2 separate regions of the Homo sapiens genome follow, and region 1 is linked to region 2. A link is an interaction called in ENCODE POLR2A ChIA-PET data of the cell type or tissue named here. Cell type or tissue: CD4-positive, alpha-beta T cell. All regions are shown on one strand.

Region 1 (8,000 bases), 410 kb after region 2:
AAAACAAATGAAAATAATCCACACCACAACATTAAAAAGTGCAACTTACTTCGAATGGGGCCTGGACGGGCTCCTCTGGCACTAGTGACCCAGTCACAGAGGGGAGAAAACGATGGGAAAAAGCCACACACACACAAACACTCTCACATACACTCACATCAATAGGTCCTGGGCAGACAAAAGATAAGAAAACACAACAGCTCATCTTTCCTCAACTACTGAAATGAGCCAGTGAGACCACACAGGACAGGACGCCAGGTCCCCCTCCCTAGGCCACGTTTCTAATAATCTTGGTCTAGCACCACCGTAAACAAAGCGGAACTTTCATATGGACGTGCAAATCCTGTGTGTCCTTGGAATCCTAGTGTTACTGAAGATAGGCTGCTGCTTCCTCCTGTGGATGGCAGAGACTGAGGAGGTGGCTGGATGTCGTTCAGGTCCATTTCCAGGAGAAAGGGAGCATTCCTGAGGTTCTATACTCAGCAGTAAAAGTAGAGGACCCTCCTTCACCAGTTTCTAAAAAGGTTGCACCTTGAAATAGGTAAAAATTCATGGACTGTGCATTTTTGAGTGGTTTGGCGGTAGGGCAAAATTAGGCAACCTTTTCCAAGGAGGTCCAAAAAAAAAAAAAAAACCCAAAAACAAAACAAAACAAAAAAACCCTAAAATTGAGACCCTCAAACTGAATCGCTTCTCAACAGCCTGATGATTGTTCCTGCTCCTCTTCCTTGGCAAAGAAGGTCTCCAGTTCCATTAGTTTCTGTATCAAAAGAGCATCCAGCTCTCGACTCTGCACAGCTGCCTTCTGGGCCCTGGTAAAGCTGCCTGCCACCTTGACTTTGCCTCGAGCTCTCCTCTTTCGCGGGACTGTAAAATCCTGAAATTCTAGAACTCGCTTCCTCTTCTGTTGGCTGATTGAGATTAGTGTACCATTTCGTTCCTTGGGTTCCTCAAAGATGGTCTCTAAACACCTAAGGATGAAGCACGAAACAATCACCAACAGACTGACTCACATGGCCCATCCTGTCAACAGGGTCAGGATGTTGACGCTGGGTCAACAACCCTTCTAGTCAACAGGGACTGAAAGCTACTTGCGCCAACTCTTTTTCTTTTTTTTGTGAGACAGAATTTCACTCTTGTTGCCCAGGCTGGAGCGCAATGGCATGATCTTGGCTCACTGCAACCTCTGTCTCCTGGGTTCAAGCGATTCTCCTGCCTCAGCCTCCCAAGTAGTGGGGACTACAGGTATGTGTCACTATGCCAGGTTAATTTTTTTTTTTTTTTAAGATGGAGTCTTACTCTGTCACCCAGGCTGGAGTGCAGTGGTGTGATCTCCGCTCACTGCAAGCTCCGCCTCCCAGGTTGACGCCATTCTCCTGCCTCAGCCTCCCAAGTAGCTGGGACTACAGGTGCCCACCACCACGCCCGGCTAATTTTTTTTTTTTTTTTGTATTTTTAGTAGAGACAGGGTTTCACTCTGTTAGCCAGGATGGTCTTGATCTCCTAACCTCATGATTCGCCCGCCTCGGCTTCCCAGTGCTGGGATTACAGGTGTGAGCCACTGCACCCAGCCCTGACTCATCTTTAAAAAAAAAACTTTTTTTTTGAGACAGGGTCTCACTCTGTTACTCAGGCTGGAGTGCAGTGGCACAATCACAATCACAGCTCACTACAGCCTCGACATCCTGGGCTCAAGCTATCCTCCTACCTGAGCCTCCCACGTAGCTGGGACTACAAGCATGTACCACCATGTCTGGCTAATTTAAAAAGAATTTTTTTTTTGTAGAGATGGAGTCTTGGTATATTGCTCAGGCTGGTCTCCAACTCAAGGGCTCCAGTGATCCTCCCTCCTTGGCCTCCCAAAGTGGTGCGATTACAGGCATGTGCCACTGTGCCTGGCTCTGATTCGTTTTTTTTAAATGGTTACACAGTATATTCCATTATAAGGAATTAATTATAAGTAATTGTACAAATGTGTTAGAGCAGACATACAAAATCTTAGGATAAAATCCTACAATTCTCCTTCTATATTCTAGAAACAGTGGGCATTTAATAAATGTTCACTGACTTGAATTGAATTCAGACCTAAGTGAAACTCTTCCTGTATTTCGGTTTACAATCATATCTGAAAAATCAATGATTATCAGTCCTGAAGTCAGCATATTTGGTAAAAATACAAACACAAACTACTTGTTTATACTTCTTTTTTCTTTTTCATTTTTGAGATGGAGTTTCGCTCTTGTTGCCCAGGCTGGAGTGCAATGGCGCGATCTCGGCTCACTGCAACCTCCACCCCCCGGGTTCAAGCGGTTCTCCTGCCTCAGCCTCCCGAGTAGCTGGGATTACTGGTGTGTGCCACCACGCCTGGGTAATTTTGTATTTTAGTAGAGACAGGGTTTCACTGTGTTTGCCAGGCTGGTCTTGAACTCCTGACCTCAGGTGATTTGCCCGCCTTGGCCTCCCAAAGTGCTTGAATTACAGGTGTCAGCCACTGCACCTGGCTGAGACTACATTTTCTTTCTTCTTTTTTTTTTTTTCTGAGACAGAGTCTAGCTCTGTTGCCCAGGCTGGAGTGCAGTGGTGTGATCTTAGCTCACTGCCATCTCCTCCTCCCGGGTTCAAGCAATTCTCCTGCCTCAGCCTCCCAAATAGCTGGGATTACAGGTGTGAGCCACCATGCCCGGCTAATTTTTTGTATTTTTAGTAGAGACAGGGTTCACCATGTTGGTCAGGCTGGTCTCGAACTCCTGACCTCGTGATCCACCCGCCTTGGCCCCCCAAAGTGCTGGGATTACAGGCGTGAGCCACCGTGCCTGGCTACATTTTCTTTACGTAACCCAATACACTTTATTTCCTATCCTATTACTGACCCTAATTCAAGTGCTGCAATTGAAAATACCAATTCTAGCTATTTATAAAACCCAATATTGGCCGGGCGCGGTGGCTCACACTTGTAATCCCAGCACTTTGGGAGGCCAAGGCAGGCGGATCACGAGGTCAGGAGATCGAGACCACGGTGAAACCCTGTCTCTACTAAAAATACAAAAAATTAGCCGGGTGTGGTGGCGGGCGCCTGTAGTCCCAGCTACTCGGAGAGGCTGAGGCAGGAGAATGGCGTGAACCCAGGAGGCGGAGCTTGCAGTGAGCCGAGATTGCGCCATTGCACTCCAGCCTGGGCGACAGAGACTCTGTCTCAAAAAAAAAAAAAAAAAGACCCAATATTGGTACAACTGAACATAAACTCTTTCTAAAGTGAAAGGGCTGGAGATTCACATCAATCATTTCAAATTCTTCCCTTTTATTTCCCAGCTATAAGTACCTACCTGTTTGCAGGAGGAGATTTATAATTCTTGTTGGTATATATCTCTTCTAAACTAAACTCCTTCTTCTTTAACCTGAAAAGAAATAAGGAAAAAAATTCTTCAGGTTCTCTCTCTCTTTTTTTTTTCAGAGAAGGTCTTGCTCTGTTGCCCAGGCTGAAGGGCAGTGACATGATCATAGCTCACTGCAGCCTTAAACTCTAGCCATCCTCCAGCCTCAGCCTCCTGAGTAGCTGGGATTACAGGTGTGTGCCACCATGCCAGGCTAGATTAAAAAAAAAAAAATTAGGCATGAGCTACTGTGCACAGCCTCATGTTCTCCTAAGATGGAAGAGACTTATTTCCCAATGCTATCCTTTTCGTTTGCTCCAACCTGTCTGTAATATGTTTTAGATGTGTCTCATGCAAACAATATGTACTGGATTTTCTTTTCCAGGGTACCAACCTTCAACTTTATGTAACTGAGCCCATTCATACTTACTGGGAATGATATATTTAGATTTATATATATTATTTTTCATAGATTTATATCTACTTTACAGCTGTTGTTTGTGCTGCTTTGCAATGTTTCTTTTTGTGAACTGACTGTTCTTTTTTTTCTATCTCCCTCCACTGACTAGAAAACTATATATTCTGTTCTTTTTTGTTTTTTTCTTTTTTAGAGATGGGGTCTTGCTCTGTTGCCTAGGAGTCTGACACTGGGTACAGCCTGGGTGACAAAGACCCTGTCTCTTAAAAAATATATACATACACACACACACACACACACACACAAAAACCCTTCACACCTATCAATTATACAGTAACCCTGAGGTACAGCTTGAATAGTAAAAGCAGGCCATATGCTTGCTTTTTTCCTTTTATTACCAATTTCCAAAACAATGAATTGGTTCCCCAGTATCTTCCAAAGATGGCCAATGGTTTTAAATTTTTTAAAGTATCATTATTAACTATTGGGTTTATATTTGATATGTTTTAATCTATTGAACTTATTATTCTTTTGAGTCTCATCTGTGGCCAGAGGTAATCTCTTCAAACTGGTTCTTGAGAGCCAGGCATGGGGGCTCCCAACAGTAGTCCCAGTTACTTGGGAGACTGAGGCAAGAGAATTGTTGAGCCCAAGAGTTCGAGACCAGCCTGGGCAACAAAGCAAGACGCTGTCTCTATACAAAATTAAAAAATAAAGAAAAAACTGGCCCTGAATCCCTTTGACATGACCCTAGGAGTCTCTGAGAGCTTTGCTACCTTCTGGTATGACAAGATACATTCATCTTATTCATTTCCTGCCCTAGACCTGTAATCACTCTCCAAGGAGCCCAGGTTCACCTATCATAAAATTCATCCATTTAAAATGTACAATTCAGTGATTTTTAAAACATTCGCAAGGTTATTCCTGATCACCACTATCTAATCAAGACCAGTTTTTTTTTGAGACAGGGTCTTGTGCTGTCACCCAGGCTGGACTGCAGTGGCTCAAACATGGCTCACTGCAGCCTCAACTTCCTGGGCTGGGCTCAAGAGATCCTCCTGTCTCTGCCTCCCGTGTAGCTGGGACCACAGGTGTGTGCCACCACAGCCGGCTTATTTTTTTATTTTATTTATTTATTTTTTGAGACAGAGTTTCGCTCTTTTTGCCCAGACTGGAGTGCAATGGCGCGATCTCAGCTCACTGCAATCTCCACCACCCGGGTTCAAGCGATTCTCCTGCCCAGCCTCCTCAGTAGCTGGAATTACAGGCATCCGCCACCACACCTGGCTAATTTTTGATTTTTTTTTTTCTTTTGAGATGGAGTCTTGCTCTGTTGCCAGGCTGGAGTGCAGTTGTGCAATCTCGGCTCACTGCAACCTCTACCTCCCGGGTTCAAGCGATTCTCCTGCCTCAGCCTCCCGAGTAGCTGGGACTACGGGTGCGTGTCACCACACCCAGCTAATTTTTGTATTTTTAGTAGAGATAGGGTATCACCACATTGGCCAGACTGGTCTCGAACTCCTGACCTCAGGTGATTCACCCACCTCGGCCTCCCAAAGTTCTGAGATTACAGGCATGAGCCACCATGCCCAGCTGTAACTTTCTGTAGTAGAGATGGGGTTTTATCACGTTGGCCAAGATGGTCTCGAACTCCTGACCTCAGGTGATCCACCCACCTCGGCCTCTGAAAGTGCTGGGATTACAGGCGTGAGCCACCATGCCCAGCTGTAACTTTGATTTTTTCGTACAGGTGGGGTTTCACCATGTTGGCCAGGCTGGTCTTGAACTCCTGATCTCAGGTGATCCACCCATCTCGGCCTCCCAAAGTGCTGGAATTACAAGCGTGAGCCACTGTGACTGGCCTATTTTTTCATTTTTTTAAAGACAGCATCTCGCTCTCTTGCCCAGGTTAAAGTGCAGTGGTACAATGATAGCTGACTGCAGCCTCGACCTTCCTGGCTGAAGCAATCCTCCTCTCTCAGCTTCCCAAGTAGCTGGGACCTATAGTCCCTGGCTAATTTTTTTTTTTTTTTTCTTTGAGACGGAGTCTTGCTCTGTCGCCCAGGCTGGAGTGCAGTGGCGTGATCTTGGCTCACTACAACATCTGCCTTCTGGGTTCAAGTGATTCTTCTGCCTCAGCCTCCTGAGTAGCTGGGACTACAGGCATGCACCACCATGCCCAGATAATTTTTGTATTTTTAGTAGAGACAGGGTTTCATTATATTGGTCAGGCTGGTCTCAAACTCCTGATCTTGTGATCTGCCCACCTTGGCCTCCCAAAGTGCTGGGATTACAGCTGTGAGCCACCATGCCCGGCCTCCAGCTAATTTTTTTTTCTTTTCTATTTCTTTTTTTTTTTTGAGACCAAGTCTCACTCTGTCACCCAGGCTGGAGTGCAGTGGTGTGATCTAGGCTCACTGCAACATCCGCATTCCGGGTTCAAGCGATTCTCCTCCCTCAGCCTCCCGAGTAGCTGGGATTACAGGCGCCTACCACCACGCGCGGCTAATTTTTAAAATATTTTTAGTAGAGACAGGGTTTCACCATGTTGGCCAGACTGGTCTTGAACTCCTGACCTCAGGTAATCTGCCCACCTCGGCCTCCCATAGTGCTGGGATCACAGGCATGTCGGGCTAATTTTTAAAAACTATTTTTGGTAGAGATAGGGTCTATGTTGTACAGGCTAGCTTTGAACTCCTCAGCTCAAGCGATCCTCCAGTCTCAGCCTCCCAAAGTGCTGGGATTACAGGGTTGAGCCACGATGCCTGACCTGATCTTTTGTAGAGATGTGGTCTCACTATGTTGCCCAGGCTGGTATCAGACTCCTGGGCTCAAGTGATCCTCCTGCCTCTACCTGCCAACGAGCTGGGATTATAGGAATGAACCACCACAACCAGCCTTAAAACACTTTCATAACTCCAAACAGAAACCTACTTTTAGCAGTCACCTGGACTCTCCCCTGCCACCCAGCACTGGTAACCACTAAACTACTTTCTGTCTCTAAGGATTCTAGACTTTTCATATAAAATGAATCATATAGAATGTGCTGTTTTCATAGTTAACTCCTGTTGTAGCATGTATCAGTACTTCGTTCCTTTTCCTGGCTGAATAATACGCCATCTATGGATATACCATCTTTTCTTTATCCATTTATCAACTGAGGAACATTTGGTTTCCACTTTTTAGCTATGAATAATGCTGCTGTGAATATTCATGCACAGGTTTTTTGGTGAATGTATGTTTTCAATTCCTTTTTTTTTTTTTGAGACAGAGTCTTGCTCTATCACCCAGGCTGGAGTGCAGTGGCATGATCTTAGCTCACTGCAACCTCCACCTCCTGCGTTAAGGCAATTCTCCTGCCTCAGCCTCCCGATTAGTTGGGATTACAGGCACGCACCACCACTCCTGGCTAATTTTTGTATTTTTAGTGGAGATGGGGTTTCACCATATTGGCCAGGCTGGTCTCGAACTCCTGACCTCAGATGGTCTGCCCACCTCGGCCTCCCAAAGTGCTGGGATTACAGGCGTGAGCCACCGTGCCTGGCATGTTTTCAATTCTTTTGGGTATATACCTAGAAGAATTGTTGGGTCATATGGTAACTAATTTTTTCAGGAACTGCCAATTTTTTTTTTTACAGTGGCTATACCATTTTACATTCCCAAGAGATGTGTATAAGGGTTTGAGTTTCTCCACACCCTTACTACACTTATTTTCTGTTTTATTGTTTCTTTACATCCTAGTGGGTGGGAAGTGGTATTTCACTGTGGTTTTGATTTGCAGTTCCCTGATGACTCATGATGTCAACAGCATCTCTTCAAATGCTTGTGGGCCATTTGTCTATCTTCTTTGGAGAAATGTCTATTGAAACACTTTGTCCATTTAAAAAATATGGGTTATTGTCTTTTGGTTGTTGAACTATAAGAGTTCTTTATAGCTTGTGGATACCAGACCCTTATTAGATGTGTGATTTGCAAATATTTTCTCCAATTCTGTGGGTTATACATTATCTTGTTTTTTGTGGGAGAGAGTTGGGCAGGGGGAGACAGTCTCACTCTCTTGCCCAAACTGGAGATCAGTGGTTTGATGACAGTTCACTGCAGCCTTGAAATCCTAGACTCAGTGATCCTTCCACCTCAGTGTCCTAAATAGTTGAGACTACAGGAGTGTGCCACCATGCCTGGTTCATTTTATTTTTATTTTTGTAGAGACA
Region 2 (8,000 bases):
GTGGCAGGTGCCTGTAACCCCAGCTACTTGGGAGGCTGAGGCAGGAGAATTGCTTGAACCCAGGGGCGGAGGTTGCAGTGAGCCGATATCACGCCATTGCACTCCAGCCTCGGCAACAAGAGTGAAACTCTGTCTCAAAAATGGGGTTCTTTTCCTGCCATCAAAAATCATGTTTCTTTTAAAAACAAGTTCAAACATTACCAAAGTTTATAGCACAGGAAATACGTCTTCTGTAATCTCCCTTAACCAATATATCCCTCAACATTCTCCTCACCCCCAACTCCACCCTCCCAGGATAACCAGTTGGGACATAATCTTTATTTAAAAATGGTTTCCGGATAGAGAAAGCGCTTCGGCGGCGGCAGCCCCGGCGGCGGCCGCAGGGGACAAAGGGCGGGCGGATCGGCGGGGAGGGGGCGGGGCGCGACCAGGCCAGGCCCGGGGGCTCCGCATGCTGCAGCTGCCCCCGGGCGCCCCCGCCGCCGCCCTCGCCGCGGAGCCGGCGAGCTAACCTGAGCCAGCCGGCGGGCGTCACGGAGGCGGCGGCACAAGGAGGGGCCCCACGCGCGCACGTGGCCCCGGAGGCCGCCGTGGCGGACAGCGGCACCGCGGGGGGCGCGGCGTTGGCGGCCCCGGCCCCGGCCCCCAGGCCAGGCAGTGGCGGCCAAGGACCACGCATCTACTTTCAGAGCCCCCCCCGGGGCCGCAGGAGAGGGCCCGGGCTGCGCGGATGATGAGGGCCCAGTGAGGCGCCAAGGGAAGGTCACCATCAAGTATGACCCCAAGGAGCTACGGAAGCACCTCAACCTAGAGGAGTGGATCCTGGAGCAGCTCACGCGCCTCTACGACTGCCAGGAAGAGGAGATCTCAGAACTAGAGATTGACGTGGATGAGCTCCTGGACATGGAGAGTGACGATGCCTGGGCTTCCAGGGTCAAGGAGCTGCTGGTTGACTGTTACAAACCCACAGAGGCCTTCATCTCTGGCCTGCTGGACAAGATCCGGGCCATGCAGAAGCTGAGCACACCCCAGAAGAAGTGAGGGTCCCCGACCCAGGCGAACGGTGGCTCCCATAGGACAATCGCTACCCCCCGACCTCGTAGCAACAGCAATACCGGGGGACCCTGCGGCCAGGCCTGGTTCCATGAGCAGGGCTCCTCGTGCCCCTGGCCCAGGGGTCTCTTCCCCTGCCCCCTCAGTTTTCCACTTTTGGATTTTTTTATTGTTATTAAACTGATGGGACTTTGTGTTTTTATATTGACTCTGCGGCACGGGCCCTTTAATAAAGCGAGGTAGGGTACGCCTTTGGTGCAGCTCAAAAAAAAAAAAAAAAATGATTTCCAGCGGTCCACATTAGAGTTGAAATTTTCTGGTGGGAGAATCTATACCTTGTTCCTTTATAGGCCAAGGACCGCAGTCCTTCAGTAACACCAGTGTAAAAGCTTGAGGAGAAATTGTGAAGCTACACAGTATTTGTTTTCTAATACCTCTTGTCATTCTAAATATCTTTAATTTATTAAAAAATATATATATACAGTATTGAATGCCTACTGTGTGCTAGGTACAGTTCTAAACACTTGGGTTACAGCAGCGAACAAAATAAAGGTGCTTACCCTCATAGAACATAGATTCTAGCATGGTATCTACTGTATCATACAGTAGATACAATAAGTAAACTATATTGAATATTAGAATGTGGCAGATGCTATGGAAAAAGAGTCAAGACAAGTAAAGACGATTGTTCAGGGTACCAGTTGCAATTTTAAATATGGTCGTCAGAGCAGGCCTCACTGAGGTGACATGACATTTAAGCATAAACATGGAGGAGGAGGAGTAAGCCTGAGCTGTCTTAGGCTTCCGGGGCAGCCAAGCCATTTCCGTGGCACTAGGAGCCTGGTGTTTCCGATTCCACCTTTGATAACTGCATTTTCTCTAAGATATGGGAGGGAAGTTTTTCTCCTATTGTTTTTAAGTATTAACTCCAGCTAGTCCAGCCTTGTTATAGTGTTACCTAATCTTTATAGCAAATATATGAGGTACCGGTAACATTATGCCCATTTCTCACAGAGGCACTACTAGGTGAAGGAGTTTGCCTGACGTTATACAACCAGGAAGTAGCTGAGCCTAGATCCCTTCCACCCACCCCATGGCCCTGCTCATGTTCCACCTGCCTCTAATTTACCTCTTTTCCTTCTAGACCAGCATTCTCGAAATTGGAGGACTCCTTTGAGGCCCTCTCCCTGTACCTGGGGGAGCTGGGCATCCCGCTGCCTGCAGAGCTGGAGGAGTTGGACCACACTGTGAGCATGCAGTACGGCCTGACCCGGGACTCACCTCCCTAGCCCTGGCCCAGCCCCCTGCAGGGGGGTGTTCTACAGCCAGCATTGCCCCTCTGTGCCCCATTCCTGCTGTGAGCAGGGCCGTCCGGGCTTCCTGTGGATTGGCGGAATGTTTAGAAGCAGAACAAGCCATTCCTATTACCTCCCCAGGAGGCAAGTGGGCGCAGCACCAGGGAAATGTATCTCCACAGGTTCTGGGGCCTAGTTACTGTCTGTAAATCCAATACTTGCCTGAAAGCTGTGAAGAAGAAAAAAACCCCTGGCCTTTGGGCCAGGAGGAATCTGTTACTCGAATCCACCCAGGAACTCCCTGGCAGTGGATTGTGGGAGGCTCTTGCTTACACTAATCAGCGTGACCTGGACCTGCTGGGCAGGATCCCAGGGTGAACCTGCCTGTGAACTCTGAAGTCACTAGTCCAGCTGGGTGCAGGAGGACTTCAAGTGTGTGGACGAAAGAAAGACTGATGGCTCAAAGGGTGTGAAAAAGTCAGTGATGCTCCCCCTTTCTACTCCAGATCCTGTCCTTCCTGGAGCAAGGTTGAGGGAGTAGGTTTTGAAGAGTCCCTTAATATGTGGTGGAACAGGCCAGGAGTTAGAGAAAGGGCTGGCTTCTGTTTACCTGCTCACTGGCTCTAGCCAGCCCAGGGACCACATCAATGTGAGAGGAAGCCTCCACCTCATGTTTTCAAACTTAATACTGGAGACTGGCTGAGAACTTACGGACAACATCCTTTCTGTCTGAAACAAACAGTCACAAGCAAAGGAAGAGGCTGGGGGACTAGAAAGAGGCCCTGCCCTCTAGAAAGCTCAGATCTTGGCTTCTGTTACTCATACTCGGGTGGGCTCCTTAGTCAGATGCCTAAAACATTTTGCCTAAAGCTCGATGGGTTCTGGAGGACAGTGTGGCTTGTCACAGGCCTAGAGTCTGAGGGAGGGGAGTGGGAGTCTCAGCAATCTCTTGGTCTTGGCTTCATGGCAACCACTGCTCACCCTTCAACATGCCTGGTTTAGGCAGCAGCTTGGGCTGGGAAGAGGTGGTGGCAGAGTCTCAAAGCTGAGATGCTGAGAGAGATAGCTCCCTGAGCTGGGCCATCTGACTTCTACCTCCCATGTTTGCTCTCCCAACTCATTAGCTCCTGGGCAGCATCCTCCTGAGCCACATGTGCAGGTACTGGAAAACCTCCATCTTGGCTCCCAGAGCTCTAGGAACTCTTCATCACAACTAGATTTGCCTCTTCTAAGTGTCTATGAGCTTGCACCATATTTAATAAATTGGGAATGGGTTTGGGGTATTAATGCAATGTGTGGTGGTTGTATTGGAGCAGGGGGAATTGATAAAGGAGAGTGGTTGCTGTTAATATTATCTTATCTATTGGGTGGTATGTGAAATATTGTACATAGACCTGATGAGTTGTGGGACCAGATGTCATCTCTGGTCAGAGTTTACTTGCTATATAGACTGTACTTATGTGTGAAGTTTGCAAGCTTGCTTTAGGGCTGAGCCCTGGACTCCCAGCAGCAGCACAGTTCAGCATTGTGTGGCTGGTTGTTTCCTGGCTGTCCCCAGCAAGTGTAGGAGTGGTGGGCCTGAACTGGGCCATTGATCAGACTAAATAAATTAAGCAGTTAACATAACTGGCAATATGGAGAGTGAAAACATGATTGGCTCAGGGACATAAATGTAGAGGGTCTGCTAGCCACCTTCTGGCCTAGCCCACACAAACTCCCCATAGCAGAGAGTTTTCATGCACCCAAGTCTAAAACCCTCAAGCAGACACCCATCTGCTCTAGAGAATATGTACATCCCACCTGAGGCAGCCCCTTCCTTGCAGCAGGTGTGACTGACTATGACCTTTTCCTGGCCTGGCTCTCACATGCCAGCTGAGTCATTCCTTAGGAGCCCTACCCTTTCATCCTCTCTATATGAATACTTCCATAGCCTGGGTATCCTGGCTTGCTTTCCTCAGTGCTGGGTGCCACCTTTGCAATGGGAAGAAATGAATGCAAGTCACCCCACCCCTTGTGTTTCTTTACAAGTGCTTGAGAGGAGAAGACCAGTTTCTTCTTGCTTCTGCATGTGGGGGATGTCGTAGAAGAGTGACCATTGGGAAGGACAATGCTATCTGGTTAGTGGGGCCTTGGGCACAATATAAATCTGTAAACCCAAAGGTGTTTTCTCCCAGGCACTCTCAAAGCTTGAAGAATCCAACTTAAGGACAGAATATGGTTCCCGAAAAAAACTGATGATCTGGAGTACGCATTGCTGGCAGAACCACAGAGCAATGGCTGGGCATGGGCAGAGGTCATCTGGGTGTTCCTGAGGCTGATAACCTGTGGCTGAAATCCCTTGCTAAAAGTCCAGGAGACACTCCTGTTGGTATCTTTTCTTCTGGAGTCATAGTAGTCACCTTGCAGGGAACTTCCTCAGCCCAGGGCTGCTGCAGGCAGCCCAGTGACCCTTCCTCCTCTGCAGTTATTCCCCCTTTGGCTGCTGCAGCACCACCCCCGTCACCCACCACCCAACCCCTGCCGCACTCCAGCCTTTAACAAGGGCTGTCTAGATATTCATTTTAACTACCTCCACCTTGGAAACAATTGCTGAAGGGGAGAGGATTTGCAATGACCAACCACCTTGTTGGGACGCCTGCACACCTGTCTTTCCTGCTTCAACCTGAAAGATTCCTGATGATGATAATCTGGACACACAAGCCGGGCACGGTGGCTCTAGCCTGTAATCTCAGCACTTTGGGAGGCCTCAGCAGGTGGATCACCTGAGATCAAGAGTTTGAGAACAGCCTGACCAACATGGTGAAACCCCGTCTCTACTAAAAATACAAAAATTAGCCAGGTGTGGTGGCACATACCTGTAATCCCAGCTACTCTGGAGGCTGAGGCAGGAGAATCGCTTGAACCCACAAGGCAGAGGTTGCAGTGAGGCGAGATCATGCCATTGCACTCCAGCCTGTGCAACAAGAGCCAAACTCCATCTCAAAAAAAAAAATCTGGACACAGGCTGCAGTTGTCACTTTCCAGTAACAGGGCGAGGATGAATGAAGAAAAGGCCCAGAGCTTGCCACATAGGTGTTGACAAGGTAACCCAAAGCTTCTCAACTTACACGGAGGGTTCCTGTTACCCCTCAAAAACTTGGCAATGTGGAGTCTTTTTTTTTTTTTAATTAAGTCAAATGCAGAGCAATTTCCCACACTATATGCAGGTGTCAGAATGAGGTATATAAAACATGTATATAGAGAAATGCCTTTATAGAAAAGTAGAAACCAGTAATATTCTCTTCTCCAGCATCACTAACACCAAGAGACCACCTGAGGTCTAGGTCCCCAAAGCAGATGGCTCCATAGAAAGCCCCACTAACCCGTCTCCACATTGGGCAGTGGAAGGGTTCTGGAAAGGAAGCTCTATGGCTAGGAGCTGCCAAGGCCTCTTGAGTGTGACATCACAGGTTAGAGGCCCTGCTGAGCTGCTAGCACAGTGCAGTGGAGAAATGTTGCGCTCCGTCAGGAAGCTGGGCTCTTGCCATGCCAGTAGCTTGCTTACGACCTTGGGCAAGTCACTTTTTCCTCTCTGGGGTCCTGTGTCCAAAAGGCTTAATGAGCCCTTTCTAATGGTTCTTTGATTGCTTTATGAGTTAGGGGCTGTGACCCTAGCCCCAGTGCCCTACAGGAAGGTGCTGACCTGGACGCCCGCAGGACCACCTGCTAAATCAGGCCCACTTGGGGAGCAAGCCCTGAAGTGCTTTATTACCTTGCCTCTGAGCTTAGTTTCCAGGTTAGCCTCTTAGAAGCAGCTCACAAGGCCCCACAGTATAATTCCCATAGGTTAGCTAACTACTCTCTTACCTGTGCAAAATGAAGACAGGTCACTATCCATCCCTGAAGAGAAACTGGGGCATCCCAGGTCTGCCTCTGCTCCTGTGGCCAAAGGCGGAGCAGATCCTTCTCTATCCTCTTCCTAAGTGGAATGCTCAGTGCAATTCTTCCTTTCCTTATGAAACAGGAAGAGTCCCTGGGCCCAGGCCTGGCCCACGGTTGTCAAGGCACATCATTGCCAGCAAGCTGAAGCATACCAGCAGCCACAACCTAGATCTCATTCCCAACCCAAAGTTCTGACTTCTGTACAAACTCGTTTCCAGTTCTCAGAGGTCAGTAGGGAGTTCCATCCCAAATATTTTAAAAACTAAATATATTTTTTCAATGCCATCCCTTGACCTGCTTTACCTTAACCATGAATAACAGTGTATGCCACTCAAGCCCACAGTGGAGACTGAGGCCATCTTAGTAAAGCACAGAGGAGCCTGGGGGAGCTCCCCGTCTATCCCTGGTTCAGTTCCAGGGGTGCAGGCAATGTTTGGAAGCCCTTAGCAGCAGCATCACTGTGGGAGCTGCCACTGTCTCCATCCACAGACAAAATCTGCTCCAAGGGATGGACAAGGAGCACTGTTAGGACCCTACCCAGCCTTACCCTCAGCCCACAGGGCCACCTGCTTCTGTCACTCTTACTAGGATTCGCCAAAAAAGCGGGGGAGTGGTAGGGTTTTAACCAGAACACAAAGTGGTAGTTCCTCCTAGCTGTAGGAGGGTGGGCTGTCCTGCACCAGTGTCTGCATGGGCTCCTGCCCACTGGGGGGGCTCAGGCCCCAGGAGTCCCGGCCTGGCCCATAAGGGGGGTGGTGCCCTCCTGAGGGTCAACTGGAGTCTGGCTGGTGTGGACCACGACAGTCTTCTCATCCACAATCTCACAGGTGGGGTTGGTGAAGGCAGACAAGGGCAGAGTGATTCGCTGCATCTCCCTCTCACATACTTTCTGATCATGCTGTTCTTTCAAATCCTTCCCCCTGGCAGGAAAAAAACAAACAAACATTCAGGCTATGCCTCCTGCATAGCTTTGCTCATTAGATAGCATCCCTGAGGCTCAGCAAGAGCAGCAGCTTGCCATTGTCACAACAAATCAGTGGCTGAGCCAGGACCCAAACTCAGGTCCAGGATTCTAGGATATCCATTCTGCAAGACGGCGTTAAACTCAACAAGAAGCTCCTGCACCTCTGGTCTTAGGTTCTCCATCTGTAAAATAGGGTGACAGCAGTATGGACTTCATACAGCTTCACCGGGGCTCAATGAAAATAAAGTAAAGGACAGAGACTTTTTTTTTTTTTTTATGGTTGAGACAGGGTCTCAACATGTTGCCTAGGCTGGTCTCAAACTACTGGGCTCAAGCGATCCTCCCACCCCCCAAAGTACTGGGATTACAGGCGTGAGCCACTGCACCTGGCCAGATAGAGACTCTTAAAGCAAGACACAGTTTTGTTCTTTCAGCCCCAGAGACCCAGAGAACTATCTGAACTTCGGACCTAACCCATAAAGTTGTCCAGAAAACTGACCTGATCATCCTGCTGTGAGACAGCCTCCCAGAGATGCTTATTACTTTTAATAAGCATCTACTAAATGTCAGCTACAGGCTTTTTTTTTTGGAGATGGAGTTTCGTGCTTTTTGCCCAGGCTGGAGTACAATGGCACAATCTCGGCTCACTGCAACCTCTGCCTCTCAGGTTCAAGCGATTCTCCTGCCTCAGCCTCCCAAGTAGCCAGGATTACAGGCATGCGCCACCACGCCCAGAGTATTTTGTATTTTTAGTAGAGATGGGGTTT

What was found. Peaks named below come from ENCODE experiments on the same cell type or tissue, not always from the same donor. Only the 100,000 strongest peaks of a DNase experiment are listed, where the experiment ranks them.
Region 1: POLR2A ChIA-PET joins it to region 2 with 6 read pairs; 5 of 35 experiments call an interaction of 5 or more read pairs at or near these places.

The regions. Positions count from the first base shown.
Region 1 is chr22:31,684,833-31,692,832 of GRCh38, forward strand. PRR14L (proline rich 14 like) reads right to left here. Exons shown (of 9, transcript NM_173566.3): 8 at 3,324-3,395; 9 at 1-971. The coding sequence ends at 695. Among named protein-coding and RNA genes, the nearest start is that of PISD, 27 kb to the left of the region's middle. In CD4-positive, alpha-beta T cell, no CTCF peak of the experiment used is centred here; no DNase peak of the experiment used is centred here.
Region 2 is chr22:31,276,100-31,284,099 of GRCh38, forward strand. LIMK2 (LIM domain kinase 2) reads left to right here. Exons shown (of 16, transcript NM_005569.4): 16 at 2,198-3,981. The coding sequence ends at 2,342. It overlaps PIK3IP1 (phosphoinositide-3-kinase interacting protein 1), which reads right to left. Exons shown (of 6, transcript NM_052880.5): 6 at 5,501-7,189. The coding sequence ends at 6,985. It also overlaps the pseudogene PPP1R14BP1. Among named protein-coding and RNA genes, the nearest start is that of PIK3IP1, 12 kb to the right of the region's middle. RefSeq lists enhancers at 109-689, 2,366-2,866. In CD4-positive, alpha-beta T cell, no CTCF peak of the experiment used is centred here; DNase peaks (open chromatin) are centred at 1,842, 2,262, 3,062, 5,832 and 2 weaker places; H3K4me3 peaks cover 495 bases; H3K27ac peaks cover 4,198 bases.